Linked DNA regions of Homo sapiens: region 1 is linked to region 2. A link is a loop called in an ENCODE intact Hi-C map of the cell type or tissue named here. Cell type or tissue: ovary. All regions are shown on one strand. Each heading gives the region's core, and the rest is flanking DNA. Links, peaks and the distances in the headings are about the cores only.

Evidence for each region. Peaks named below come from ENCODE experiments on the same cell type or tissue, not always from the same donor. Only the 100,000 strongest peaks of a DNase experiment are listed, where the experiment ranks them.
Region 1: a loop joins it to region 2, with 10 times the contacts of the local background. A loop is called at or near these places in 1 of 110 quality-filtered maps.

What each region holds. Positions count from the first base shown.
Region 1 is chr2:80,725,646-80,741,491 of GRCh38, forward strand. No RefSeq gene overlaps it. Among named protein-coding and RNA genes, the nearest start is that of LRRTM1, 430 kb to the left of the region's middle. In ovary, for the core only: no CTCF peak of the experiment used is centred there; no DNase peak of the experiment used is centred there.
Region 2 is chr2:80,298,787-80,314,632 of GRCh38, forward strand. All of the region lies in intron 7 of CTNNA2 (catenin alpha 2), which reads left to right. It overlaps LRRTM1 (leucine rich repeat transmembrane neuronal 1), which reads right to left and starts at 5,966. Exons shown (of 2, transcript NM_178839.5): 1 at 5,366-5,966; 2 at 3,092-5,092. The coding sequence starts at 5,033. The coding sequence ends at 3,465. RefSeq lists an enhancer at 4,783-5,408. In ovary, for the core only: no CTCF peak of the experiment used is centred there; a DNase peak (open chromatin) is centred at 5,825; H3K4me3 peaks cover 843 bases.

The sequences.
Region 1 (15,846 bases), core at 5,133-9,132, 430 kb after region 2:
ATTCATAAAGCCAATTGACAAATGAATAATTCTAAGGTTTGGGCATTTATTGAGTTTCTTTGTGCCAGTTATAAACTTGATAAATATCATTTTACATTATCTTTACATTTATTTAAATATTTATCAATCCCTGTTTTTCAAGTACTATATTTTGTGTGTGCTAGTATGCAGTAGTGAACCAGACGACAATATTCTTGATTTAAGGGTACTTATAACAATATTTTGAAAAAAAATATGCTCATCATTCTGATACAGGTGAGGACTGAGGCTTATAAGACAGCTTATTCAAGCTCAAATAGCTGAATTTACAGAAGCCAGAATTCAAATTCATGACCATTTGATATTAAGTGAGTAGTAAACTTGTCACCCAGGACAGGTCTAGGTTGAAAACATAGAAAAGAAAGCGGAAAACTTCCTAATTTTATGGAAATAATAATCTAATTAAGAAGACAGTACTTACATACAAAAATTGAAGATAATATAATTTAGGAAAAAACTGTACTGGCAAAATGATAAATGTTTTAATAGATTCGTGATGAAGTTTAAGAAAAGGGATAGGGACGGGTATGTTTCAATGGAGAATTCTATTGTTCTTTGGGTAGAGGTCTACATGGTAGTGAAGAGAGAGAGCCCAGAGGAGGTACCCCAACATGTTGGAAAATGCAGAAAAGGCAGAGATTTATACTCGGATGATAAGAAAATAAACACATATAGAGTAGCTGGTTTAGAAAAAAACAAGTTTAGAGATGTAGATGGGATCTATTTGGAGATTGCTTTGAAAGCCAGGGAAAGAAGTTGATATATTTTAGGAGGATATTAGAAAGCAATTGTATTGATGTTTGTGCAAAAGTAAAGTATAAAAAAGTCTTCAGAGGATGTAGGCAGAGCAAAATGGTAGAACGGAAATCTCCACCAGTCATCCCCACCCCCCAATTCCTGCAAGGACACCAACTTAACAACTGTCTATACAGAAGAAACACCTCATAAAACAAAAAATCAGGTGAACCCTCATATAATCTGGTTTTAACATTGTTTCACTGAAAGAGGCACTAAAGAGACAGAAAAAAATAGCCTGGAATAGCTGACACCACCCCTCCCCTACATCCCCCCCACCCCCCACCCAGCAGCAGCTGCCTAGTGTGGAAAGTGTCTCTGGGTACTGAGGTAAGAAGAGCACAGCATTTGTGAGGCATTGAACTCAGTGCTGTCCTGCTAGTGTAGAAACAAAAATCAGAACAAAGTCAGTTGATGCCCACCCATGGAGGTAGCATTTAAAGCAGCCCTAGCTAGAGGGGAACCACAGATCCCAGTGGTCCAAACCTAAGTTCCCACAAACCTCATCACTGAGGGCTAAAGTGCTCTGGGTTTCTAAGTAAACTTGAAAGGCAGTCTGGGCCATAACGACTGCAACTCTTAGGTAAGTTCTGGTGCTGAGCTGGACCCAAAGACAGTGGACAGGAGCAGTACACACAATATACTAAGATGCCAGCTGGGGTGACTAAGAAAGTAGTGACTCTCTAACTCCCTCCCCTAACTCCAGGCTGTACAGCTCACAGCTTCAAGAGAGACCCCTTCTTTCAGCTTGAGGAGAGGAGAAGGAAGAATGGGGAGAATCTTCTCTTGTATCTTGGATACCAGCTCAGCCACAGCAGGATAGGGCATGGTCAGAGTTGTGAGGCCTCTGTTCCAGGTTCTAGCTAACAGATTACATTTCTAGACACACCCTGGGCCAGAAGAGAATGCTTTTCCTTGAAGGGAAGGACCCAGTCCTGGCAGCATTCATCAAATGCCAACTGAAGAGCCCTTCAGCCCTGAATAACCAGCAACAATACCCAGGTACTATATTGAGGACCTTGGGTGAACCTCTGAGACTTGCTGGCTTCTGGTACCATCATGGACACAGGAGGGTAGAGCACCAAGTGGGCTCCTAGGGTCCCTGAATCCAGAACTTGCCTCTTAACTGGCATTTCTGGACCTGCCCCAGGCCAGAGGCAAGCCCACTCCCCTAAAGGGCGAATCCCAGGCCAGGCAGCATTCACCATAGCTGACTTAAGAGTTCTTGGGCCTTAAAGAAATATCAGTGGTAGTCTGGCAGTACTCCCCATGGCCTGTGATAGTGGTGGCTATGGGGTAAGTTTCCTCTGCATTTGGAAAGAGAATGGAAGAGTAGAAATGACTGTGGTTTAAGTGCCAGCTCAGCCACAGTAGAACAGAACACTAGGTAGACTTCTAAGGTTTTGATACTAGTGCCTGCATCCTGGACAGCACCTCTGGACCCACTTAGGGCCTGTGGGAACTCACCAACTTAAATAGAAGAACATAGGCCTGGCTGGCCTTGCCAAGTGCTGACTGTAGACCCTCAGGGCCTTGAACAAACATAGGCAGTAGCCAGGGAGTGGTAACAGCTAGCCATGGGCAAGACCCAGTGCTGTGCTGGCTTCAGGTCTGACCCACCACAGTCATAGTGGTGGTGACCACAGGCATGCTTGTGTCAATCTACTTCCAGATTTAGGTGGCTCAGAACAGAGAAAGGAACTGTTTGTTTGGGAGAAACTAAGGGAAGAGAACAAGTATCTGTCTGGTAATCCAGAGAATTCTCCCAGATATTGTCCAAGACTGTCAAGGCAGTACTTCTATAAATCTGCAAGAATCACATTGTTACTGGGCTTGAGGTGCCCCCTAAGGCAGATACAGTTTAGATCACAACACCTAAGTCCTTTCGAATATCTGCAAAGCCTTCTCAATAAGGACGGGCACAAACAAGCCCAGAGAGTGAAGACTACAGTAACTATCTAACTATTCAATGCCTTGACACTGAATAACACCTACCAGCGCCAGCACCATCCAGGAAAATATGACCTCACCAAATGAACTGAATAAGACACCAGGGACCAATCCTGGAAAAACTGAGATATGTGACATTTCAGGTAGAGAATTCAAAATAACTGTGTTGAGGAAACTCAAATAAATACAGGAGAACACAGAGAAGAAACTCAAAGTTCCATCAGATAAATTTAACAAGTAAATTGAAATAATTAAATAGAATCAAACAGAAATTCTGGAGCTGAAAAATCTAATTAGTATACTGAAAAATGCATCATAGTCTTTTAATAGTAGAACTGATCAAGCAGAAGAAAGAATTAGTGAGCTTGAAGGCAGGCATTTGAAAATATGTAGTCAGAGGATACAAAAGAAAAAAGAATAAAAAAACAATGAAACATGCCTACAGGACCTAGAAAATAGTCTCAAAAAAAAAAAACAAAACAAAACAAAACAAAAAAAACAGATCCAAGATGATTAGCCTTAGCCTTAGAGGTAGGGAGAGAGAGAGATCAAGGTAGAGCATTTATTCAAAGGAATAATAACAAAGAACTTCCCAAACCTAGAGAAAGATATCAATATCCAAGTACAAGAAGGTTATAGAACACCAAGCAGATTTAACCTAAAGAAGACTACCTCAAGGCATTTAATAATCAACCTCCCAAAGATCAAGGATAAAGAAAGGACTCTAAAAGCAGTAACAGAAAAGAAGCAAATAACATGCAATGGAGTTCAAATATGCCTGGCAGCAGAATTTTCAGTGAAAACCTTATAGGCCAGGAGAAAGTGGCATGACACATTGAAAGTGCTGAAGGATAAAAACTTTTACCCTAGAATAGTATATCTGCCAAAAATATGCATCAAGCATGAAGGAGAAATAAAGACTTTCCTGACAAAAAAAAGCTGAAGTATTTCATTAATACCATACCTGTCCTACAAGAAATGCTAAATGGGGTACTTCAATCAAAAGGAAAAGAACGTGAATGAGTGACAAGTAATCACCCGAAGGTAAAAAATTCATTGGTAGTAGTGAGTACACAGAAAAACACAGAATTTTATAAAATGATAACTGTGATGTGTAATTACTTTTATCTTAAGTAGGAAGAATAAGCAATGAACCACTAAAAAATAACTACAACAACATTTTAAGACATTGATAGCACAATAAGACATAAATAGAAAAAAACAAAAAGTTTAAAAGCCTGGGAACAAAAGTAAGGTGCAGAGTTTTTATTTGTTTTCTTTTTGTTTGTTTATGCAAATAAGGTTAAGTTGTTATCAGGTTAAAATAATGGGTTATAAGATAATATTTGCAAACCTCATGATAATCTCCGACTCAAAAAACTTACAAGAGAGACATAAAATTAAAAGCAAGAAACATTTTTTATTTTAGTTTTCATTTTTTATTCTTTTTTTTAATCACAAGTAAAAAAAAATCACCTTCACTAAAAGAAGACAGGAAGAAAAAAGGTAGAAAACAAAACCATCAGAAAAATAAATAAGAAAATGGTAGGAGCAAGTCATTATTTAATAATAAAATTGAATGTAAATAGAGTAAACTCTCCAGTCAAAAGGCAGAGTGGCTGAATGGATGAGCAAAAAAAGACCCATTGATCTGTTGCTTACAAGGAACACACTTCACCTAAAGAGTCACATAGAAAATAAAAGGATACAGAAAGATATTCCTTGCAAGTGAAACCAGAAAAGCAAGAGTAGCTATACATATATGAGACAAATAGATTTCAAGATAAAAACTATAAGTAGAAACAAGGAAGTCACGATATAATGTTAAAGGGATCAATTCAGCAAGAGGATATAACAATTTTAAATATACATGCACCCAACAGTGGACCATCCAGATACATAAAGCAATATTATTAGAGCTAAAGAGAAAGGCCCCAATACAATAATAGCTGGAGACTTCAAGACAACACTTTCAGCATTGGACAGATTTTCCAAGTAGAAAAGCAATGAAGAAACATCAGACTTAACTGCACTATAGACCAAATGGATCTAATAAATATTTACAGAATACTTAATCCAATGGTTGCAGATTACACATTCTTTTCCTCAGCACATGGGTCATTCTCAAGGATAGACAAGGTCACAAAACAAATCTAAAAACATTCAGAAAAACTGAAATAATATCAAGCATCTTCTCTGATCACAATAGAATACAAGAAATTAACAAGATGGATTTTGAAAACTATACAAATACACGGAAATTAAACAATGTGCTCCTGATTCACCAGCAGGGTCAATGAAGAAATCAAGAAGGAAATTTTTTGAAACAAATTGTAATGGGAAAACAACATACCAAAACCTATGGGATACAGTAAAAGCACTACTAAGAGGAAAGTTTATAGCTATAAGTGCCTATATTTAAAAAAAAAGCTTCAAATAAACAATCCAATGAGGTATGCTAAAGAACTAAAAAATCAGGAGTAAACCAACCTGAAAATTAGAAGAAACAATACAGATCAGAGCAGAAGTCAATGAAATTGAAATAAAGAAAACAATACAAAAGATCAATGAAACAAAAAGTTGGTGTTTTGCAAGAATAAACAAAAATTGACAAACCTTTAGCCAGACTAAGAAAACCATACAGAAGATACTAATGAATAAAATCAGAAAAAAAGACATTACAAGTGATACTGAAGAAATTCAAAGACTCATTACTGGCTACTATGAGCAACTATATGCCAATAAATTGGAAAATCTAGAAGAAATGGGACAAATACCTAGACACATCCAACCTACCAAGATTGAACCAGGAAGAAATCCAAAACCTGAACAGACCAATAACAAGTAACAAGATTAAAACAATAATAAAAATCTTCCAGTAAAGAAAAGCCCAAGACCCAACAGCTTCACTGCTGAATTCTACCAAACATTTAAGGAAGGAATAATACCAATCCTATTCAAACTCAAATTCTGAATAGAGGAAGAGGAACTACTTTCAAACTCATTCTACAAAGCCAGTATTACCCTGATAACAAAACCAGACAAAGACACATCAAAAAAGAAAACCACAGACAAATATCCCTGAGAAATATAGATTCTATAATAAAAACTATAAGACACTGATTAAAGAAATTGAAGAGAACACCAAAAAATGGAAAAATATTCCATGTTCATGGATTAGAATAATCAATATTGTTAAAATGTCCATTTTTGATGCAAAAATCTTCAGCAAAATACTAGCAAACCGTATTAGTCCATTTTCACACTGCTGATAAAGACATTTTTGTCAAAGGCACTCTCAAGTCTCTAGAGAGTTCCAAACCTTCCCACATTTTCCTGTCCTCTTCTGAGCCCTCCAAACTGTTCCAGCCTCTTCCTGTTACCCAGTTCTAAAGTTGCTTCCACATTTTAGGGTATCTTGTCAGCAGTGCCCCACTCTACTAGTACCAATTTACTGTATTAGTCTGTTTTCATGCTGTTGATAAAGACATACCTGAGACTGGGAATAAAAAGAGGTTTAATGGACTTGCAGTTACACGTGGCTTGGGTGGCCTCACAATCATGGAGGAAGGCAAGGAGTAGCAAGTACATCTTACATGGATGGCAGCAGGCAAAAAGAGAGATTGCCCAGGGAAACTCACCCTTAAAAAACCATCAGATCTCGGGAGACTGATTCACTATAATGAGTACAACATGAGAAAAACCTGCCCCTATGATTCAACTACCCCCAACTTGTTCCCTCCTACAACACTTGGAAATTCAAGGTGAGATTTTGGTGGGGACACAGCCAAACCATATCACAAACCAAATTCAACAATACATTAGAAAGATCATTCATCATGACCAAGTGGGATTTATCCCTGATATGCAAGGATGGTTTAACATATGCAAATCAAGCAATGTGATACATCATATCAACAGAATGAAATGTAAAAAATTACATAATCACTTCAATTGATGCTGAAAAAGCATTGGATAAAATTCAACATGCCTTCATACTGCATACCCTCAAAAAACTGGGTATAGAAGAAACATACCTCAACATAATAAAAGTCATATACAACAGACCCAAAGCTAATATCATACTGAATGAGGAAAAACTGAAATCCTTTCCTCTAAGATCTGGAACATGAAAAGAATGCCCACTTTCACCACCGTTTTTAAACATAGTAGTGGAAGTCCTAGCTACAGCAGTGAGAGAAGAGAAAGAAATAAAGGACATCCAAATTGAAGTGGAAGAAGTCAAATCATCCTTGTTTGCAGATGATATAATCTTATATTTGGGAAAACCTAAAGACTCCATAAAGAAACCATGGGAACTTCTAAATAAATTTTTTAAAGTTGCAGGATACAAAATTAACCTACAAAAATCAGTAGCATTTCTATATGTCAACTGTGAACAATCTGAAAAGAAAATTTAAAAAGCAATCCCATTTATTATAGCTGTAAATAAAATATTTAGAAATCAATGAAGGAAGGGAAAGATCTCTATGATAAAAACTAGAAAACACTGATGAAAGAAATTCAAGAGGAAACAAAAAGGAAAAATATTCCATATTCATGGATTGAATCAATATTGTTAAAATGTTCACACTACCCAAAGAAATCTGCAGTTTCAATGCAATACCTATGAAAATACCAATGAACCAGTGACATTCTTCACAGAAATAGAAAAAATTATCTTAAAATGTATACAGACCCACAAGAGACCTATAATAGCCCAAGCTATACTAATCAAGAAGAACAAAATTGGAGGAATTACATTACATGACTTCCAATTACACTACAGAACTACAATAAGCAAAAATACATGGTACAGGGATAAAAACAGACACATAGACCAACAGAACAAAATAGATAACCCAGAAATAAATCTAAACATCTACAGTGAACTCATTTTTGACAAAGTTTGTAAGAACTTAACACTGAGGAAAAGGTAGTCTCTTCAATAAATGGTGCTAAGAAAACTGGATATTCATATGCAGAAGAATGAAACTAGACCCCTCTCTGTCACTATATACAAAAATCAAATCAAAATGGATTAAAGATTTAAATCTAAGATCTCAAACCATAAAACTACTATAAGAAAACTTTGGGGGGCCGTGCGAGGTGGCTCACACCTGTATCCCAGCATGTTGGGAGGCCGAGGTGGGTGGATCATGAGGTCAAGAGATTGAGACCATCCTGGCCAACATGGTGAAACCTCGTCTCTACTAAATATACAAAAAATTAGCCAGGCGTGGTGGTGGGCACCTGTAGTCTCAGCTACTTGGGAGGCTGAGGCAGGAGAATGGCATGAACCCGGGAGGCGGAGCTTGCAGTGAGCTGAGATCGTGCCACTGCACTCCAGCCTGGGCAACAGAGCGAGACTCTGTCTCAAAACAAACAAACAAACAAACAAACAAACAAACAAAAAACATTGGGGAAGCTCTCCAGGACGTTGGTCTGTGCAAAAATTTCTGGAGCAATACCCCACCAGCCAGGCCACCAAAACAAAAATGGAAAAATGGGATCACATCTAGTTAAAAAGCTTCTGCACAGCAAAGGAAATAATCAAAGTGAAGAGACAACCCACAGAATGGAAGAAAATATTTGCAAACTGCCCATCTAAGAAGAAGTTAACAACCAGAATATATAAGGAACTCAAACAACTCTATAGGAAAAAAATCTAACAGTCTGATCAAGAAATGGGCAAAATTTTTGAATAGACATTTCGCAAAAGACACAAATGGCAAACACACATAGGAAAAGGTGCTCAACATCATGAGTCATCAGAGAAATGCAAATAAAAACTACAATAAGACATGTTACCCCAGCTAAAATGGCTTATATCCAAAATATAGGCAATAACGAATGCTAGTGTAGGTGTGGAGAAAAGGGAACACTCTTACACTGTTGTTGGGTATGTAAGTTAATAAAACCACTAGGGAGAACAGTTCGGAGGTTCCTCAAAAAAACTAAAAATTGAGCTACCGTATGACTCAGCAATTCCACTGCTGGGTATATACCCAAAAGAAAGGAAATCAGTATATTGAAGAGATATTTGCACTCCCGTGTTTGTTGCAGCACTGTTCACAATAGCCAAGATTTGGAAGCAACCCAAGTGTCCATCAACAGACGAATGTGTAAATATTTTATCCATTTTCTTTATTCATTGATCCATTGATATCCATTGGTACATATACACAATGAAATACTATTGGTACAATGGTATCCATTGGTGCATATACACAATGGACGATGGGATATAGAGTATGGAAGGATTGTTACCAGAGGATGGGGGTTGGGGGGAGAAGGTGGGGATGGCTAATGGGTACCAAAAAAGGTAATTAAAAGTGTTAATAAGCCCTACTATTTGGTAACACAGCAGAATGACTACAGTCAATAACTTAATTGTACATTTTAAAATAAGTAAAAGAGTGTAATGAATTGCTTGTAACACAAAGGTTAAATGCTTGAGGTGAAGGATACCCCATTCTCTGTGATGTGATAATTCTGCATTGTATGCCTGTATCAAAATATCTTATGTACCCCATAAATGTATATACCTACTATGTACCCAGAAAAATTAAATAAATTAAAAACCAAAAGACAAAAAAAAAAACTTTATTTTTTTTTTTTCTAAAAAGGCATCAGCATCTACCCAGGTATAATAGAGTGGAAATTCTCAGGTTGTAATTCCCTTTATGTAAATAATATTTTAACTCAAAGGAGAAACTCTAGTGGAGATTTTTTTGAATTTATTGAGATCAATATGAATGGTATGTTGACACAATGTGTTTCTCTAATAAGTTCTGCTTCTAAGAATTCAAAATCCTCTCAATAATATGCATGTTATATTCTGTTCTGTTTATAGCTTGAGAGTTTTTTTTTTGACATTTCTATCTTCAAATTGATGTCTTTACCAAGACAAACAGTGGTATGCAAAAGAAGAAGGACAACAGTAAAATTAAATAGGAAAAATAACACCAAAGTTTATTAGTGAGGTTAACCTAGGAAGCTACATAAGGTAAATAGGAAGTTCATTTTGTAAGTTAAATAAATCTACTTGAAACCAACTTTGCAAAAGTTATAACAGTGAAAAAATTATGATAGTGAAAGAGGTCTAATCTAACCAACTCCCATCTTGCCTTGAATTGCCAAACTGCCCTTAAACATTCTTGGGCTTGGGTAAAGCTAGTTTTGTGAGACATTTAGTTTATAGTTTAAATTATAATAGCCCTTCCCAAAAACTTAACCACTTTTGTAAAGCTAAGAAAATGCCCTAGGTTAAGAGTATGGAAGGTGCCTGAATTCTGCTAAGGACTAGGTGGAATGATAACCAGACATTATTCTAGAGGTCACAAGATTTGCAACTTCCCTAATTACTCCTACAGATAAAATCACTATTATAGAATGTAAAAGTGGAAATATCTTTTCAGATTTTTGCATTTCTGACCACTGATGGCTCCAGCTGGATCCAACAACCATTTCTGTGCCCCACTCAACAGTGGACTCAGCCCACACAAGGACCATTTTCCACTACTCTAGCATCCTCAACCACTCAGCAACACCAATTCCCTGGCCTACCAAACAATCCTTGAACAACTCTAGCCTCCAAATTTTGGGGGAGGCTGATTTCAGTAATAATAAAAGCTGGTCTGCTTAGCCAGCTCTGAATGAATTAAACTATTTCTCTATTGCAATTCCCCTGTCTTGATGAATTGGCTCCATGTGAATAGTGGGCAAAATGAACCCATTGGGCAGTTGCATAGTTGTAGCTCCTATTTAAGGGAGTATTTTCTAGCATGGTAATTACATTAGATTTTGACCTATGACATATTTAAAAAATTAGTGGTTAGAAATATAAACTTTCAATTCAGACTGCCTGGATTTATATCATAGCTCAGATATTTGCTATGTGGCGTTGGGCATAACTACCCTTATAGGATTGCTATAAGAATTACATCTTAAAAATTCATTTAAAGAACTTAATACTGATCTTATCAGGGAGGGGCCAAGATGGCTGAATAGAAATAGTTCCAGTTTGCAGCTCCCAGTGAGACCAACACGGAAGGTGGGTGATTTCTGCATTTCCAACTGAGGTATCCAGTTTATCTCATTGGTTAGGCAGTGGGTGCAACCCACAGAGAGTGAGCAGAAGTACGGTGGGGTGTTGCTTCACCTGGGAAGTGCAAGGAGCCAGGGACCTCCCTCCCCCAGCCAAGGGAAGCCATGAGGGACTGTGCTACTCACCCTGGTACTAGGCATTTCCCACAGATTTTTGCAATCCTCAGATCAGGAGATTCCCTCATAAGCCTACACCACCAGGGCCCTGGGTTTCAAGCACAAAACTGGGTGGCTATTTGGGCAAACACTGAGCTAGCTGCAGGAGATTTTTTTGTACCCCAGTGGTGCCTGTAACCCCAGTAACACAGGAGAACTGTTCACTCCCCTGGAAAGGGGACTGAAGCCAAGGAGCCAAGTGGTCTCACTCAGCAGGTCCCACTCCCATGGAGCCCAGCCAACCAAGAACCACTGGCTTGAAATTCTCACTGCCAGTACAGCAGTCTGGAGTCTACCTGAGAAGATCCAGCTTGGTCAGGGGAGGGGCATCCACCATGACAGAGGCTTTAGAAGGCGGTTTTCCCTTGACAGTGCTTAGGAGACTGGGAGGTTTGGACTGGGCGGAATTCACCACGGTAAGTATTTACCAGTAAGTTAAATAAATCTACCTGAAACCAACAGCAGAATTCACCACAGTAAGTATTTAACAGTAAGCTAAATAAATCTACTGAAACCAACAGCAAGGCAATGCAGCTGTGGCCTGACTTCTTCTCTAAGTTCCCCCTCACTGGGCAGGGCATCTCTGAAGGAAATGCAGCAGCCCTAGGCAGGGGCTTACAGATAAAACTCTCATCTCCCTGGTACAGAGCACCTGGGGGGAGGGGTGGCTGTGGGTGCAGCTTCAGTAAACTTAACCTTTCCTGCCTGCCAGCTCTGAAGAGAGCCACTGATCCTGACAAGGGGGATTCTCTCAGCACAGTGCACCAGCTCTGCAAAGGGACAGACTGCCTCCTCAAGTGGGTCTCTGACCCCTGTGGCTCCTGACAGGACAGACCTCCCAAAAGGGGTCAACAGGCATCTCATACAGGAGAGATGCCATCAGGCCATCTGGTTTCCATCAGGCCAGTGCCCCTCTGGGACAAAGCTTCTTGAAGAAGGAGCAGTCAGCAATCTTCGCTGTTCTACAGCCACCACTGGTGATACCCAGGTCAACAGGGTCTGAAGTGGACCTCCAGCACACTGCAGCAGACCTGCACAAGGGGGGTCTTACTGTTAGAAGAAAACTAACAAGCAGAAAGCAACAACAACATCAACAAAAAAGACCCCTACACAAAAACCCCATCAAAAGGTCATCAGCCTCAAAGACCAAAGGTAGATAAATCCACGAAGATGAGAAAAAAACAGTGCAAAAACGCTGAAAATTCCAAAAGCCAGAATGCCTCTTCTCCCCCAAATGATTACAACTCCTCTCCGGCAAGGGCAAAAAGCTAGACAGAGAATGAGATTGATGAATTGACAAAAGTAGGCTTCAGAAGGTGGATAATAACAAACTCCTCTGAGCTAAAGGAGGATGTCTAACCCAACTCAAGGAAGCTAAGAATCTTGATAAAAGGTTACAAGAACTGCTAACTAGAATAATCAGTTTAGAGAGGAATATAAATGACCTGATGGAGCTGAAAAACACAGCATGAGAACTTCGTGAAGCATACACAAGTAGCAATAGCTGAATTGATCAAGAGGAAGAAAAAATATCAGAGATTGGAGACCACCTTGCTGAAATAAGGCATGAAAACAAGATTAGAGAAAAAAGCATGAAAAGGAATGAACAAAGCCTCTAAGAATTATGGGACTATGTGAAAAGATCAAACCTACAATTGATTGGTGTACCTGATAGTGATGGGGAGAATGGAATCAAGTTGGAAAACACATTTTAGGATATTATCCAGGAGAACTTCTCTAATCTAGCAAGACAGGCCAACATTCAAATTTGGGAAATACAGAGAGCACCACTAAGATACTCCATGAGAAAATCAACCCCAGACACATAATCATCAGATTCTCCAAAGTTGAAATGAAAGAAAAAATGTTAAGGGCAGCCAGAGAGAAAGGTCAGGTCACCTATGAAGGGAAGCCATCAGACTAATAGCAGATCTCTCTGCAGAAAACCTACAAGCCAGAAGAAAGTAGGGGCCAATATTCAACATTCTAAAAGAAAAGGATTTGCAACCCAGAATTTCATATCCAGCCAATCTAAGCTTTATAAGTGAAGGAAAAATAAAATCCTTTCCAGACAAGCAAATGCTGAGGGACTTTGTCACCACCAGGCCTGGCTTGCCAGAGCTCCTGAAGGGAGCACTAAATATGGAAAGAAAAAAAACTGGTACCAGCCACTGCAAAAACACACCAAAATGTAAAGACCAATGACACTGTGAAGAAACTGCATCAACCAATGTGCCAGATAACAAGCTAGCTTCATGATGACAGGATCAAATTCACATACAGCAATATTAAACTTAAATGTAAATGGGCTAAATCCCACCAATTAAAAGACTGGCAAATTGGATAGTCAAGACCCACTGGTGTGCTGTATTCAGCAGACCCATCTCACGCAAACACACACATAGGCTCAAAATAAAGGGATGAAAGAATATTTACCAAGCAAATGGCAAGCAAAAAAAAGCAGGGGTTGCAATCCAAGTTTCTGATAAAACAGACTTTAAACCAACAAAGATCAACAAAGACAAAGAAGGGCATTAATGGTAAAGGGATCAATGCAACAAGGAAGAGCTAACTATCCTAAATATATATGCACCCAATACAGGAGCACCCAAACTCATAAAACAAGTTCTTAGAAACCTACAAAGAGAATTAGATTCCCAGACAATAATAGTGGGAAACTTTACTACCCCACTGTCAATATTAGACACAGCAATGAGACAGAAAAGTAACAGGATATTCAGGACTTGAACTCAGCTCTGGATCTAGTAGACCTAATAGACATCTAACTCTTTAACCCAAATAACAGAATACACATTCTTCTTAGCACCACATGGCACTTATTCTAAAATTGACCACATAATTGGAAGTAAAACACTTCTCAGCAAATGCAAAAGAACAGAATTCATAACAGTCTCTCAGACCACAGTGCAATTAAATTAGAACTCAGGATTCAGAAACTCACTCAAAACTGAACAACTACATGAAAATCAAACAACCTGCTCCTGAAAGACTCCTGGGTAAATAATGAAATTAAGGCAGAAATAAATAAGTTATTTGAAACCAATGAGAACAAAGAGACAACGTACCAGAATCACTGGGACACAGCTAAGGCAGTGTTAAGAGGTAAATTTATAGCACTTAATGCCCACATCAGAAAGCTAGAAAGATCTTAAACTGACATCCTAACATCACAGTTAAAGAACTAGAGAAGCAAGAGCAAACAAATTCAAAAGCTAGCAGAAAATAAAGTACTTAGGAATAAAACGTGAAGGACCTCTTCAAGGAGAACTACGAACCACTCTACTCAATGAAATAAAAGATACAAATAAATGGAAGAACATTCCATGCTCATGGATAGGAAGAATCAATATCGTGAAAATGGCCACACTGCCCAAAGTAATTTGTAGATTCAATGCTATTCCCATCAAGCTACCAGTGACTTTCTTCACAGAATTAGAAAATAACTACTTTAAATTTCATGTGGAACAAAAAAGAACCTGAATAGCCCAGACAATTCTAAATAAAAAGAACAAAGCTGGAGGCATCACACTACCTGACTTCAAACTATACTACAATGCTACAGTAACCAAAACAGCATGGTACTGGTACCAAAACAGATATATAGACAAATGGAACAGAACAAAGGCCTCAGAAATAACCCCACCCATCTATGACCATCTGATCTTTGACAAACCTGACAAAAACAAGCAATGGGGAAAGGATTCCCTATTTAATAAATGGTGTTGGGAAAAGTGGCTAGCCATATGCAGAAAACAGAAATTGGACCTCTTCCTATATCTTACACAAAAATTAACTCAAAATGGATTAAAGACTGAGATGTAAAATTCAAAACCATAAAATCCCTAGAAGAAAACCTAGGCAATACCATTCAGGGCTAGCAAAAGGGCATGGACAAAGACTTTATGATTTAAACACCAAAAGCAATTCCAGCAGAAGCCAGAATTGACAAATTAGATCTAATTAAACTAAAGAGCTTCTGCACAGCAAAATAAACTAGCATCAGAGTGAACAGGCAACCTCCAAAATGGGCGAAAATGTTTACAATCTACCCATTTGACAAAGTTCTAATATCCATAATCTATAAGAAACTTAAATTTACAAGAAAAAAACAACCCCATCAAAAAGTGGGCAAAGGATATGAACAGACACTTCTCAAAGGAAGACATTTATGTGGCCAAGAAACACATGAAAAAAAGGTAACATCACTGGTCATTAGAGAAATGCAAATGAAAACCACAATGAGACACCATCTCAGGTCAGTCAGAATGGTGATCATTAAAAAGTCAGGAGACAACAGATGCTGGTGGGGCTGTGAAGAAATAGAACACTTACGCTGTTGGTGGGAGTGTAAATTATTTCGACCATTGTGGAAAACAGTGTGACAATTCCTCAAGAATCTAGAACCAGAAATACCATATGACCCACCAATCCCATTAGTGGGTATATACCCAAAGGATTATAAATCATTCTGCTATAAAGACACATGCACACATATGTTTATTACAGCACTATTCACAATAGCAAAGACTTGGAACCAACCTAAATGCCCATCAATATAGACTGGATAAAGAATATGTGGTACATATACACCATGAAATACTATGCAGCCATAAAAAAGAATGAGATCATGTTGATTGCAGGGACATGGATGAAGCTGGAAGCCATCATTCTCAGCAAACTAACACAGGAACAGAAAACCAGACACCATATGTTTTCACTCATAAGTGGGAGTTGAACAATGAGAACACATGGACACAGGGAGGGGAACATCATACA
Region 2 (15,846 bases), core at 4,137-8,136:
TGCGATGGTAACTTTGTAGTCTTGGGAGTATAGGCTGCATTGTGGGTAGGTGGTCTCAACTATTAATATCAAGGCTAAGATCTGAGCATCAGGGACTGCCTATTTTTTCTGAGTGCAGCAGAGGACAGGTCTCATTTAACCTGCTTCCTCTGGTCCAACCTAAAAAACTACTAGGGCTAAGACTGGTGTGAGAGTGTCATTTGTCATGTGAAAAGACTTTTTTTCTATATAAATATTCGAAAAACCTCAATACCACTGCTGAACTTTAATCAGCTGGGAAGGTACTGCAAATGGAGGGTCAATCCATCACAATGCCCAGGACGAGACGTGAATTGTGGCCTTAAGTTCTTTTCAGATAGCACAGCATAATGAGATTAGCACCCTCTGTGGGAAGAATAAAAAAAAGGTGCTACACCTTTAAAAATTAGATTCTCTTTTAAATGCTTAGTAGTTTGCTTAGAGGGGTCAGAGCAAGTTTCTTGAAGCTTAAAGATTAATTAATTTGAGAAAGAAAAGATTTCAAGTGTTACAAAACCTTAGTTAAAACTACCACTTTCCCTTATTCCTGCCGTTTCCCCCCACCTCCCCCCACCAATCTCCAGAGCTAGAGGCACAGGGGCATGAAATGATGTGAGCTAAATTCCCGTTTGTGTAGACAACGTTTGCTTGCCTACAAAGACACACAACGCAGAAACATACAGACACACACACAAAGTAAGAACATAGCTTTCTATGGTCATCATTTGCTCTTAAGCTCCCAGATTGCAGATTCCTCTTTCCAATGGTTCTTCATGAAATGCGTATGGACTTAAGATCTTCTACATACATGATGTTTAATCATGGGCAGGGTGGGAGGAGTAGCATAAAACAAAGCACGATTATTCTCTCTCTGTCTTATGGCCACCTTGAAACAAGAAGAGTGAAAGATAAAAATGTCTTGGGGATAGGAGATAAACTACAGTTTCCAATATTCAGATTTCTAGAGGGTAGGAGGGGACTTGTGGTTCTGATGCTTGCCAGAAAGGTTTTGCTTCTGAAAGCTTTCCCTGTAAGCACACCCACACAGCTCTTTAATGCACCAAGCCAAAGCAGCTTTGGGCGCTGGATTCCTGTAGCCTTCCTATGAGATGGTTAAGTTCACGGAATCCAAGGAGCCCTCCTTCAGTTGCTACATTTTTTGTTTTCTAAAAAAGGTATGCCGTCTTCTAGAGGAGGTCGCTTTAGTAGGGTTTTAGGTAAGGCACATCCCTGAGAGAATCTTTTTCCTGCTACCCCTGCTCTTGGAGTGGTATGCTATTTAGAAAGGCAAACCCAAATGATTATGCTTAAATTCAAAACCCCCTCCTCAAAGTTATCAAACAAAGCACCTCTCTTCTAGAACACTAATAGTCTGAATGGGTGTCATGTGCATGATGTGTGTCATAATGTCATGTTTTAATTATAAATAAAGCAAGATGAAGTTTCCTGGCCAGGAAAAATGAGCTGGGGTGTTGGGGTGTGTGTGTGTGTGTGTGTGTGTGTGTGTGTGTGTGTGTGTGTGTGTGTGTAAGAAGCTGTCTCCCAGGGCTTAACATCTTAAAAGACATTTGCAAAATATTTCTCTTGAAAGAGACTCTTAGAAATACTATTTTTAGGCATACTGGTTTCTCCATAGGTAAAAGAGAAACCTACCACCAACCCTTAGCTTAAGGAAACCTTCTGGTGATACCATTCTGCATTTCAAAAAGCTGATTTTGCCTCCTAAGATTGGTAGCTGGAGACATTTGCATGTTGGGGGATGGTAGTGTGTGGTTCCCCATCCCCCCATTCCCTCTTCCTGCTATTTGGACTTCTCTCTCTCAAAAAAAAGGAAAAATAAAAACAGAAAGATGCAACTCTTTAGTGTCCGTTAGAGAGGGAAGAGAAAGACTTAGGGACATGGGCTACATTGGTTCAGCATCTGTCATCCATGACAGTTTATTTCAATCATACATTTGCTTAAATTGTCATCTGATGAAGGAGCCCTCCGTCCAATGCACACAGCCTTCCCCTTCCCTTCTCTGCACCCACCAACTGCCACTACCACCACCTCCTCACTCTTTAGTTCAATAGAAACTGAAATCTCAATGATGGACCTGGAAACCTATGAGGGGTGAGAAGGAGCAATCATCACTCTCAACACAGAAAAAAAAAAAAGGGAAAGCAAGCATTACACAAAAGGGCCATCTGAGAAGAGGCAGCTTTTCTGTCCTGGGTTAACAAATTATTCCCATCTCAGAAATATGCAAACACAGGATCAAATGAGTATCTTCTCCCACTCTCCCCACCCCATCACTGCTCTGTCACCTCTGCCCCTAAAGTCTCTTGCTACAAGTCATTACCCTGCAGGCATTCATCCTAAGGTAGGTTTTTCTCCTCATTCCCCATAGAAACTAGGAATGTGCTGTCACTGTTTGGGAGCCTAAGCTTGCTGCAGTCTTAGCAATGTGCTCCAGAAGCACAGCTTTCAGCCCTAAACATCGGGATTCTGCCTCCTTCCCCTCAGCCAGACCAAAGAGAGCAGTGAGCTGAGGGGCTCCCTTTAACAGGGGGTACAAGAAGGGCACAAATGCTACTAAGTCTGGTGAATCAAAGACTCAGGAGAATTAAGAACAGGTGGCATTTGGGGATGAGATTTTGAGGTGATTTGAAAGATGGTTACATTAAGTGCAAAAATGTTTCGTGTTCCTAGGAGAAACTGTCTGGCATTGCTTTTTAAAAACCATTTGCAATGCTCTCTGCTTTAAAGGCTGAGTAAGGGTGCCCAGTCCTCAGTCCACCTCTCAGTTGCCTGAAGGTGGTTAGATTGCACTGTCCCTGCCCCAGTAATATAAAGGGTCTTGCAGTTTTTCTTTTTCTAGTCCTTACACATGTGGAGTAAATTAACATAAATCATTAATCTGATAAGCTTTCTTTGCCCTTCTTTAAAATTTCAAATTGAATCTGACTACGTTGCTCCTGGATTTTCCTTCTGGCCCCTGGACAACTCCCTCCCCACCCACCAAGGAAATTTTAACTGTTGCTTTTCTTGTAACACAGGTAACAATTCATTTAGGTTACACCAGTCTGTAAAAACTGTAAATGCTATTTTATTTTAAACATTTTAGTTTACAAAAAAAAAAAAAATCAATGATTGGTACCTTTTTTACACTCTCAGATTCCTGAATATGGACAGATCTTCAAAGGGAGGAAGGAGTTCTCATATGAAATTTAAGATAGACTGTCCTGAAGGTTGTGGGGTGGGGTTTTTTGTTGTGTTTTAATTCGCTTTTGTTTTTAAGACACAATAAAGCTAAAATGTCAAGTCTCTGGGAGAGATCCCCTTAAAGTTTCAGTCAAGGAGCATATCAGAGCACAGACAAGGAGACCCCAGCCTGGTGCCCGCCGGCCCGTCCCGGCTGCCCAGGCGTATTTGGTAGCGCATGGGTTGAGAGCCACTGGGACAATCACACCTCGCATTCCCTCGCGGGCTGCTGGTGGCAGGTACACGAGCCATACTCGTTGATGATCACCAGGGCTCCCTCAATGTGGTTCGGTTTGTAATCAACGTAGTATTCCTGGGCAGACATGGCAGCCATCTGATGCATGGTCTGTTTCTGCTTTTGCTTCCTGCGCTGCGTGACAAAGCACTGTCTGAGCTGCCTGAGGCTGGCTGGGAAACACTTCCAGGACACGTAGAGCACCAGGACCACGATGAGGAAGGAGAAGATGAGGGCCATGGTGCCCGTGACCACCTTGTGGATCTGCACGGCGTTCTCGGCGTGCTCGCCGCCTGGAAGAGCCACGGTGGCAGGCTCGAATGTGCCGTCGTGCTGCCCCTCCCCGCCGTCCGCGAGCGTGGTGGCCGAGCTGGCAGGGGGCCCCAGATCACTGCGGTTGGTGACGGCCGAGAGCAGGTGGCCGCTGGTGGGCTCGGCCCCATCCTCGCACAGGTGGAAGGCGTACACGGCGTCCAGGACGTCCTCGCCCTGTGCGTACTCCGGGCTGGCGCACTGCAAGTTGCCATCGTAGCGCCCCTGGAAGTTGTTGAGCCACGAGGCTAGGGCACACACGTTGCGCCCGCAATCCCACAGGTTCCCGGCCAGGGTGATGCTTGTCAGGGACTTCCAAGAGTTGAGGATCCGGGGCTCGATGTAGGTGAGGCGGTTGGAGTCCAGCTGCAGGGACTGCAGGTGCGGCACGGTCTCGAACACATGGGGCTCCATGTACTCGATCTCGTTGCCCGACAAGTCCATTTTCTCCAGGTTCCAAACCCAGTCCAGCGAGCTGACCACAATGGCCACCTTGTTCCTCCGCAGGCAGAGCGAGTGCAGGGAGATGAGGCGCGGGAAGTGGGCGAAGTTCACCTTGACCAAGTCGTTGTGCTCGAGGTGCAGCTCGGTGAGCTTAAACAAGCCGGCGAAAGAGTTGCGCGCCAGACTCTTGAGCTGATTGTATCCGATGTCGAGAAACTTGAGGCTGCGGCAGTCCTGGAAGATGCGCACGGGCACAAACTGGATGGCGTTGGCCCGCATATGCAGCGTGGTGAGCTTCCGCAGCCCGTGGAAGAGGTCGGGCGCGAGCGCCTGCAGCTTGTTGTACGAGAGGTCCACGCTGCGCAGGTTGGGCATGGGCCGGAAGGTGGTGTTGGGCAGTTGGGTGATCTGGTTGGAACTCAGCGTGAGTTCCTTAACTCGGCGCAGTTTCTGAAAGGCGTCCCCCTGCACGGAGCAGATGTGATTGTGATCCAGATAGAGCCACGTGAGCTGCATTAACCCCGTGAACTGGCCGGCGCGCAGCTCCGAGAGGCTGTTGTAGCGCAGGGACAAGCCCAGCAGGCCGGACAGGTTGTGGGGCGCCTCGGTGAGGTTGAGCGCCTCGCAGTACAGCAGCCGCCCCTCGCACCGGCACAGCTGCGGGCACCCGCTGGGGGCGGCGGGCAGCATCTGAAAGCAGGCCCCCAGCAGACACAAGACCACCCCCGAGGGCCTCCTCAGCAGCCAGTATAGACAGAGACCGAGCAGCAGGAAATCCATTAGCGAGAATCTTTCCAGAGAGACTGGAGAATGTCCATTGGAAGCGCTCGGTCAGAAATCTACATCATATTTTATTCCGAGGGAGGGGAAGCGGGGGAGGGGGAGAAAAGGGCAAAAAATCAAATAAATACATAGAAATAAAGAAGGACCCCCCTCCCCAAAAACCACACGTTCACCTCTAAGCATGCAGAAAGCTGGGCAGCATAGAAAGTTCACAGCCACGGAAAGATCAAAGAGATGGTGATTTGGTCCATGTTAGATGCTGCAGCAAAGAAAAGGGAGGAAAAAAAAAATCTTCGGGAAAGAATTTAATTAAAAAGTGTCTTACCCACCCTTTTCCAGAGAGTGACAACCTCCATTCAGCTGCTCCCTTTGTGTGCAGGCTAATTATATGCAGGGCGAGAGAAGACCCCTCTGTGTTTCCGAGGCAGCCCCGGTCCGCGGCCGGCGGATCTGGCAGGCGCACAATGTCTCACTTTGCTGCTCGGCTCGGGGCTGCAAGGGCGGCCGGCAAGGCGGGGAGGCGACTTCTAGGACCCGCAAGTTTCCCAACTACGTGCCGGAGCCCGAGCTTCGCCTTCCTGCCGCCTTCCTTTCCCTCTGCAGTTCGGACTGTGACGTTGTGGGGGGAAAAAACTCCAAACTCGGGGCTCGCGACTCCCCAGGATCTGACAGTCTGGTTAATGTCCGTCATTGGAAACGACCACTGACCGGCGCCACCTTTTACTCCGCGGAAACAGCCTGCCATTCGCGCCCCGGGCAGCTGCAGAGAGCGGGCTCACTCATGCTTTGCGGGCGGCGGGCGGCGGGCGGCGGGCGGTGGGGAGGTGCGGACGGCGGCGCGGGGAGCGGCGAGCGGCGCCCGGGCTCCTTCCCTCCACCAGGCAGTGTGCGGCGCGAGCTTGCACAGGCACCTACTGCTCACTGAGTGTCGTAAGCTGCTCACGATTGTGCGTCTTCCCCGAGCACCTCAGACATGGGCAGATTGAAAAGGGGTGGGCATAAAACCAACATTTTACCGAACCACTAAAGTAATATATGTTTTTTGATGAAACGGAAAACACTTTCAGCTTTTTTGTCCATATTTCAAAAAAAAAAAAAAAAAAAAAAAGGAGGGGGGAGGGAGGTGGAGGTAGGGGTAGCATCATCCACGACAAGATATTTCCAAGTGGGAAACTGAAATGTTCTGTGCTCTCCCCCTTGCCTTTTGGGGATATATTCTTTTCCCCTTTAAAACTGTCTACGTGTAAGAGATACGTAGGAATCTGTAGAGAAATCAACGTTTGGACCTTTGCTTTAGAAAAGCAACTTGAGAGAAGACACAGGAAGGCAATGATTTGGGGCTTGGCTAAGATTTTTGGGGTTTTTTCCCCCTCTTGCGGGTACTGGAATTCTGCAGTCAGCCAGCCCTTTTTTGAGGTGGAGAGGGGAAATGCTTTCCAAACCCACCTAGTTTGGGAAGCCATCCAAGTCCCGGTGGTGTGAGATCCAGTGTGGCAAAAAGGTATGTCTGTGTGCAGGGAGACTTGACTGAGATCCCTCCGGGGCTTCATCAGGCTCCACAGATACATATGGGGTACAGAGTGGATTAAAGAACGATTGTACTGTCTGACATGGGGAGGGCTTACCCTGACTTGTGCTGTTCATGGTGATTACTGGGCCCTGCAGTGCACCCCACTCCAAGAGAGTGTGAATGTGTAGGGACGTGATAGTTTAAGCCATAATGAAGCCTACCCGTCTCCATACACACATCCTAATTAATCTTTGAGACTGCACTAAGTTGTGCCACTTTTTCCTCTGAGTATGACGAGAAGCCTTTGCCTCATTATTTCTATTCATAATCATTTATAGATAGGAGTCCTTACAATGAGCTCTCCCCCCACCTCCCCACACACACACCTTGTGCCTACTGGTCTGTAGAGGGTCTGCCCTGGGGAGGGTCAGTTGGTCATCTGTTTAAACAAAGTCCTCCAAGATGGCTGAGAAAGCCTGCGGGAAGTGAGTGTGGGCAAGCCTTCCTTCTTGACAAAGATGCCCAGGGAGATGGTAGGGAGAGTCAAATGTGAGTCTCCAGCTCCACTGTTTGAATTCCCATCGTTTCTGCCTCTAAGGAAGTCAAAATCAGTAGGCATTATATGTAGTGGCACTTACTTTGATAGGAATGAGGGTGGATTACCAGAGCCAGGGTAGATAGACTGGACAAGTAACTGGATTGGTCCTTAGCATCTAAGCTGAAGAGGCCAACCAATGGAATCAAAGTCACCAAAGACTGGTGGTACTTTTCAGGAAAAGTCATATGAACAGGGGCATGAATCATTCCATTTTGTATTCATCTGAGCTCTGCCCTGGTCATTCATCTCTGAGATGTATCATTTAATTGGAAGGAACACAAATCTGAAATGTCCTAGACATCACATGCTGTCTTAGGAGTTAGAAGAGACATTAGAAAATCAACCCCCTTAATTTTGCACGTGACTAAACTGAGGCCAAGAGACATCATGGTTTATCCAAGGTCATACAGCTTGCAACTGGCACAGATGGTTTTTTCTTTCTTTCTTTCTTTTCTTTTCTTTTCTTTTCTTTTCTTTCTTTCTTTCTTTCTTTCTTTCTTTCTTTCTTTCTTTCTTTCTTTCTCTCTCTCTCTTTCTTTCTTTCTTAATTTGCCATTCTTGATGATTGCCTCTCTGTCACTCTTGCTGCCTACCTAACTCTGGATCAGGCATTTGCATGTTTCATCCTGGCACCTCCAAGGTGCTGCGGAACACTTTAACAGACAGACAAACAAATTCACCATCAAGTGGTTTCACCTCTTGCCAAGACAATTATTCGTGACAGCAGGCCAGCTGATGGAGCCATAAACTCTAAAGGGTTGGGAGGTGGGGGAGGGGTGTTGAGGAGGCACCCGCAGGGTTAAACAGCGGCCAGCCATTCAGCGAGTACTGTGAGTACACACCACCCAATCCCTAGGGTTGCTAGGAAAAAAAAAAATCCTCCTAATGCTGGCTGCTTGGCAAAGTGGTGACAGAGGCTGCCAAATGGGCAAGAAGAGGTCCCACTTTGGATGTCACTTGATTTGTAGAGCTGGTGCAGAGAGGCAGAAGAGTTGAGTGTTGGCAAGAAAGAAAGGGAATAAAATTAAATTCACTGATTTATATGTGAGTTTTCTTCTAAGTGTGCTACTCAAAACTTACAAGATGCTCCTAGGCTGTAATTAAAATAAATAAATTATATATATATATTATATATAAATATATATTTTCTATATATTGCTTTTTGCATTATTATCCTGCAAATCATTTCATCTATATGGTATCTTTAAGCCTTTCCCACCTCTAATGTGGCAAGTTTGCATCTTTTCTACAGTTTTAAACCCCTTGGCAGAACCGTATACATTAACAGATTGAAATGAGCTTTATTGAAATTTAGCTATTCTAAGTCATCTAAGTTGCAGAATCCCAATTTATTATGTATTTAAAGCATACCAGCACTGATTAAATCAATGCAAATTAGGTTAAATAAGAACAACATGAATCGAGTGTTTCAGCAAAGTTGAATCGAGAAACGACAACTTTTGAGTCACCACAGCAAGTCGATATGGCTGTTTTTCATGAGTTTTAATTTCATGCCTGTAAGTGTCCAATGAACTAAAAAAGGAAAAAAAGAAAAAAAAAGCTCACCTGAAGTTTTTTTTCTTTCCTCCTGCTTATTCTCTCATATGTCTGTACCTGTCTTTTGAAAATATCTGATTCACCAGGTTACAATGTAGCTATTGCATGTACTGGATCAATCTCTTCTTCCCGGGTGACCATAGATTTCTGTTGGCAAACTTCTTCTTCAAATGTTGTATATTGGATAAGAGATGCTTTATATGCTTTGAAAATACCCTTGACATTTTCCATGTTTGTCAGGGGAAGGAACCTGAGCTCATCTAGCTGAACCGCTATAGCTGCAAGTCTAGTACTAATAGTTGGGCATCAAGAATACCATCCCAAGCCATCATGCCAACATGTGATTGGGCACTGAGGCCAGACCTCCAGTTTGGGGTAAGAAATGATAAGAATCTTGAAAATATGGATTCAGCAAATGGGAAGGAAGTCTGGGTTATATGAGTTATGAATCTGATGGCCAAACATAATCTGGAACTAAGGGGAGGTAGAAGAGAGAAGCTCATGGAGCAAATTCGTTGTAGTTAGAGAGGCCAGAAGTATAGCTTGACGGAGGGAAGAGTCGATTAATTCCTTCTCTCTTCAACCTTGTAAATTAGCCTTTGCCTAATGAGCCCTCCTGTTTTTCGTGGTACTCTATGTTGTGAAGTGGAGTGGGGGAGTAACATACAATTTTTTTTTTGGTATGTCATTACTTCTGTTTTATCTCAACACTTCCAATTTGTTCATTTTAGTCAAAATAATTTGTGAACACAGAGGTGCAAGTGCAGAAAGTCTGAAATGAATCTGCATTCTGGGGATTGGCTTTCCATTAGCAATCTTTGTCAATGTTCAAGGAAGGAAATTTGAGTGATTATTTTAATGTTCTGTCATCGCTAGCACCAGCCTGGACCTTGATCTTTATGCTGTTGTCTTTAATTTTCAGTGGCAGCGAACCATGGCTTTTCTTTAAAAGGAAACCTTTAGAAGAATTGGCGGAGAGTGGGAGTCACAATTTCAAAAAGAGAGAATTAACTTTGTTGTTTCTGTGGGCACATACCATACAGCTGGCATTTTACAGAATGCTCAAAAGGTGCATGGAGAGGCTGAGGGTGGGGGCCCCAAGGCTGCTCTCAGGAGATCCACTTAGGAGAAACAAATTAGAAATTGAGGTCATTCTACTTATCAAACTTTGTCCAACTCTTAAAGCAACGTGGTAACATGGATAGCAATAAGAAACTAACTGCCATGCTCTATGAATGATGTAAATGATGAGAATAAATAATAAAAGAAATAATAAATGAATTAATAATAATAAATAGAAATGCAAGTTCTCCTGGGCATGGTGACTCATGCCTGTAATCCCAGCACTTTGGGAGGCTGAGGTGGGCAGATCATCTGAGGTCAGGAGTTTGAGGCCAGCCTGGCCAACATGGTGAAACCTGTGAAACCCCCTCTCTACTAAAACTACAAAAATTAGCCAGGCGTGGTGGTGGGTGCCTGTAATCCCAGCTACTCAGGAGGCTGAGGCAGGAGAATCACTTGAACCTGGGAGGTGGAGGTTGCAGTGAGCCGAGATCACGCCACTGCATTCCAGCCTGGACAACAGAGTGAGACTCTGTCTCAGAAAAAGGAAAAAAGAAAAAAAAGAGAGAGAGAGAGAGAAAGAAAAGAAAGAAATGCCAGTTCATGAGGCCTGTCCTCCCTCTCCACAGGTTTTCTCTATACTGGTGTAGAGAACATACTGGTGCTCTGATTATGCCATGTTATGCTTACCTATGTTTTTATATTCTCTCCATCTTTGCTTACCTTCATTTTAACTATCCTTCAAGGTTGATGGCAAATCTCCTCTATGATTTCTTAACTGACTCCGAGGCCCCTGCCCTCTATAAAGCAATCCCTTTTTCTTCTTCTGAACTCCATTAGCAGCTTACTTTTATCAATCTTGTGGTCCTGTTCACTTTATATGAGTGTGGCAATAATTTCTAATGATAGTATTTTAAAACTGAAAGGGACATTAAACATCTTGGAGATAAAGAATAAAAAGACCTTGTTGGGATTTCTGCTTTGCCACTTTTTAATCGGTATAACCCTATACAAGTCACTTCTTGGTCAGTGAAATAGGGCTAAGGATGGCTATCTCAGAGGATACTTGGGGTAATTAAATGAAATCATGTAAACTCTATAGAGTTTGTTCATTTAATTTTTGTCACTTCTGTGTTTCTCTATTTACATTTTTTTTTGTTTTTGAGACGGAGTCTCGCACGGTCACCCAGGCTGGAGTGCAGTGGCATGATCTCGGGTCACTGCAACCTCCTTCTCCCGGGTTCAAGTGATTATCCTGCCTCAGCCTCCCAAGTAGCTGGGATTACAGGCGCCCGCCACCACACCCAGCTACCACATCTCAAAAAAAAAAAAATGTAAATAGAGAAACACAGAAGTCACAAAGATTAAATGAACAAACTCTAATAGAGTTTGGCCACTCAAAAGTGTAGGCCTGAGACCACAAACCTTGGAGCTTATTAGAAATGTAGATTCTCAGGCCTCTCCCCAGACCCATGGAATCAAATCTGCATTTAACCATTAGCCCCAGGTAATTAAATTTTGAGATGCATTATTGGAACATTCACAAATTTTAACCTGAAATAAAAACCCAGATATCATTGATTCCCTAGTTTTGTAATTGAGAAGCTAAAGGGACAGAAATGTTAAGTGATTGCCCACCCTTGCTAGTGGAATTGGGTCCAAAAAAATAAAACTTTCTGAATAATGTGTTTTCTCTCCTATTAGATTTTAAACACTTAGAATGGAAAGTCTATGTGTACCACAGGCCTGAGCACTTAGCAGGGCTCTTAAAGTTTGATTTTGTAATTGGTACAGCAGGCAGTGTAGAGCCTTCATAGGTGCTAGCTTTAGGTATCTTTCAGCTGGTTTATTCCCATATTATCCTAGGAGATAATGGTATTCTGACATCTGGCATAAGACTTTGATTGCAGTCTTCCAAGGCAGGCAGAGTTGCATGGTAATTGATCCCATGGGGCAGCCCAACATGTTGCCCCTTCACACATACAATTTTGGAAGAGTCAAGACAGCAGGGACAAGTGAGGGGAGGTAAGTTGGAGGTGCATTAGGGTTGTCTTTCTGGGAAAAGCTTTGATGTTAACAGAGTTTGCTTACATTACTCCTCAGTTTTCTTATCACTGCCAATCTGCTACTATGGCATGTGTGTATTTCTCATGAATACTTTATTATAAAAAATGTACTTTGGGAGGCCGAGGCGGGTGGATCACTTGAGGTCAGGAGTTCTAGACCAGCCTGACCAACATGATGAAACCCTGTCTCTACTGAAAATACAAAAAATTAGCTGGGCCTGGTGACGGGCGCCTGTAATCCCAGCTACTTGGGAAGCTGAGGCAGGAGAATCACTTGAACCCGGGAGGCGGATGTTGCAGTGATCTGAGATCGCGCTACTGCACTCCAGCCTGGGTGACAGTGCGAGACTCCATCTCAAAAAAAAAAAAAAAAAATGTAAATAGAGAAACACAGAAGTGACAAAAATTAAATGAACATGAAGTCACCTAAAATTCAATCACCAGAGATGAACTATTAAGTTTTGGGTATACATTCTTTCAGAATTTGTCTGCTCTTATTTATTAATTAGGTTGTTTCTGGTTTTTAGTCATTATAAAATTTACTGTGATTAATATCCTTATACCTTTGAATATATGGGCGCCCATGCCTTTAAATGTTTATTCTAGAAGTGGAATTGGTGTTCAAAGGATGAGGATTTTAAAAAAACTATTAATACATAATGCCAAATTGTCATCCTGAAAGATTTCACACTTTTCATCCTCAATAGTTGCTTTGCTGCTTTCTCTTTGCCTTGAGAAACCCCCATGATACCATAAATTAAAACATGTTTTGGGGCCCCTCTCCTTCATCTGGCTGGGGCCCCGACCTGTATTTCTGTCTGCCTTTGTTTATTATGCCTTGGAATCATTCTTCCTCTTCACACCCATTTCCTCATTCCATCCTATGAAGGCAATTCCCACTTCAGAAAGAGGGCTGGCTTGGGGCCTTCAAGATTCCTTCTGGGAGTTTACGTGGACTTAATTCCTGCATCTTATTAAGTAGCTGGCCAGCCAAATTATTTTCACAAAGCCATTAATATCTGAAAATGGATTAATCCAGCATTACTTAAAATGCTCTACGAGGGTAAAAGTATTTAAATGCATTTGTGAAATGCACAAGGCTTTGTTCTGTTGTTCCTGTTTCACTCTCATAAGAAATCTCAGTCTCACAATCTCAGTTGTAAGAAATCTTGTTTTTCATGGTTTCAGCCATTTATTTGGGATTTCTATTAACACTAAACCAGAACAGTTTTGAAAACTTATTTAATTGCAGTTTATATTGCATTTGACTTTAAACTGGCTATCACTTTACCAAGACATTCCAAGGTTCAGATTTCAAGCATTATAGAAGAATGCTGGTGCAGGAACCTGTTTTATGTCATAATTTTATCAATTATGGGGGATACCTAGACAACTACAGTTCTTCTACTTGCTATTAGCAAATTTCACCTTCTCATCCTAGCCATAAATAAAGGAACTGTTAGAAATGCTTGTTCCTCATTGCCACAAAGAAATAGCATTCGAACATAAATTTGATTCTCTCAGCAAGGCAGTTTTTACTTTCTTCAGAAAGGGTGCTCATCGCAGATGGAACAATGGCCAGAGCACACCTGGACAGAGGAGGGGCAGGAGTTCTTACTCCTTACGCAGGTAGCCCCTACTGCTGTGTGGTTCCCCTATTGGCTAGGGTTGGACCGCACAGTCTAAGCTAATTCTGATGGGCTATTTAAAGAGGGCGGGGGTATGAGCCAGAGTAGCGGGGTGAGTAGTTGGTGGGGACAACGGTTAGAAACAGGTAACTAAAAGTGACTTAGGTCAGAGCAGGTGACCAAGGGTGACTCAGGTCAAAGCAGGTGACCAGAATGAGTCAGGACAGAGCAGATGACCAGGGGAACAGATGTGAACTACTGATTAGGACTAGTGGGAAAGTTGTTTACTGAAACTAGAAGCAAGTGGGCAAAGAGAACCAGGAAGTTAAACTTTAAAATGGAGAATCAAAGAATAAGAGAGCTGAACCTACTGACGTACTGATTTTGTGAAGAGAAACTTGGGGTTCAATATATTTAACAGAACCAATTTAATTCTATAGTAAGTTCTGTCTGCTCTGTCTCTGATATTCCTTGACACTTAATTATCTTGTTTTATAGAATTTTACAGATGTTGGAAATTTTGTCCTCACAGATAAAATGAAACTCTCTAAGAACAGACATATTACTTTCTCTGTGTTTTAGACCTTCTAATATCTACCTTTAAAGGGAGAAGAAGATCAGATGTGAGAGACCAGATATAGAGACATGAGAATTGCCACATAGCACTAGTAAATATGTTTTCTCTTCTCTTAGTGCAGTCTGCGTAGTTCTGGGTTTGTAAACACTCTCATTGAATTGAGTTTATTAACTAGTTTGAATGCTTGCCTAATCAATAGCCTGTGGAATCTAAATTAAATATAAAAACCTCTATATTACATTGACATATAGACACAAGCCATTAGCCCAGCAAAGCCAAAACTCTTGAGTTGAAGTCACACAGATTAATGCCTTTATGTGTGGCCTCCTGTTGCAGATCTATTAGTTGTAGGAAATCCCTCACCATCCATAAGCAACAGGTCTTCAGTGGTAAACTAACCTGCCTAGTTAGATGCATTTATCTCTTCATTCAAGCTGTCTCACTCCTCAATCTCTGACAAGAATCTTGAAAATGCCTTTCTAATTATTTAACATACGTGTTTGCTGCTATTCTTGTTTTTGTTCATTTGTTGTAAGTCAGATGGAATTTTACCCGATGAGAAGCAGAGTTAGATAAAATGTGGTGCCTACCCTGTGTGTTCACAGTTCTGGAGTGGAGATGATGAGTAACAAACCAATATTATTCATGCTATGGCAGAGATGTAAACAAGAGCTGTGGTTGAAGAGATTTTTCTAGCTAATTGAGCAAGACCAGGTAGAGGAAGGAAGACGAATTGACCAGATGGATGGATGGAGAAGGCCACTCCAGTCAGTAGGCAAAGTCTGTGAAAAAAATATGAAGACTTCTGAGATGCATACCATGTCTGGAGCACAGGTATGCAGGAGAAGGGGGTAAGAAAGGAGTGTGAATTTAGTGCCAGATTGGAAAGACTTTCAACTAGAAATATGATTTCCAAAATGTGAGTACAAGGAATATAATTCTGATGACTCCCTTGAACATGAATGGAGGAGAAAGGATACTGAAAGCAATGAGAGCAGTTGGCAGACTACCATATCTTCCCAAATGAGATACTATGTGGGCTATGTTCACATTACAAATGGGCAGGGCAGCAGGTGCAATAATAGCTCTGCAGTGGATTGACAAACTTTTAAGTGGTACTCTTTCCAAGAAAGGTGATTTCAATAGATGGATTGCTCTAGGGGAGAAGGGAGGCAAGGAAGAGTAGGATGTAAAAGCCAGCTAAGCTCACACTTGGAGCCAGGAGTGAGCAGTTGAAGATCTGAACAGACATTAGAGCTGCACATATAGATCAGGGAGTCCCTGGAATGTGCTTGGTGGCTATAGTGGTGGCAGTAGATGCAAATTCCAGAAAGAAAGATTAGAATACCAGCTGATGCACAATCAAAAGTTTTCACAGTCCAGTAAGGTAATATCTGGGGTAGCAGTTAGATGAGGAATAACAGGACCTTGTGTTACCTACAAAGTGCAGATTTTGATTAAAAGCATTCAAATTCTAATTTATTACAACTGAATTTTGTTAGTGAGCAAATGATATTGTGAACTGTATTCAGCTTAAGGAATACCAGTTTGCAGAGCCTCTAAGTGATGATTCTCAACAAGAAAGAATAGGATGGGGCGGAAGAAGTAGAGATCGCCTCAATAGGAAGGACAGTTTAGTAAAATTAGGAAACACTCCCCTAGTCCATAGCAAGCAGCCTTTAACATATAGGGATGGCCATGGGACTGTCATTATTATGAACTTCATGTGGCTGTGGAAGAGATAAAATATGGTTGATCCTGATAGATTTGGAGAGGACATTGGATGGTCAAGATCACCAACAATGGGGGAGG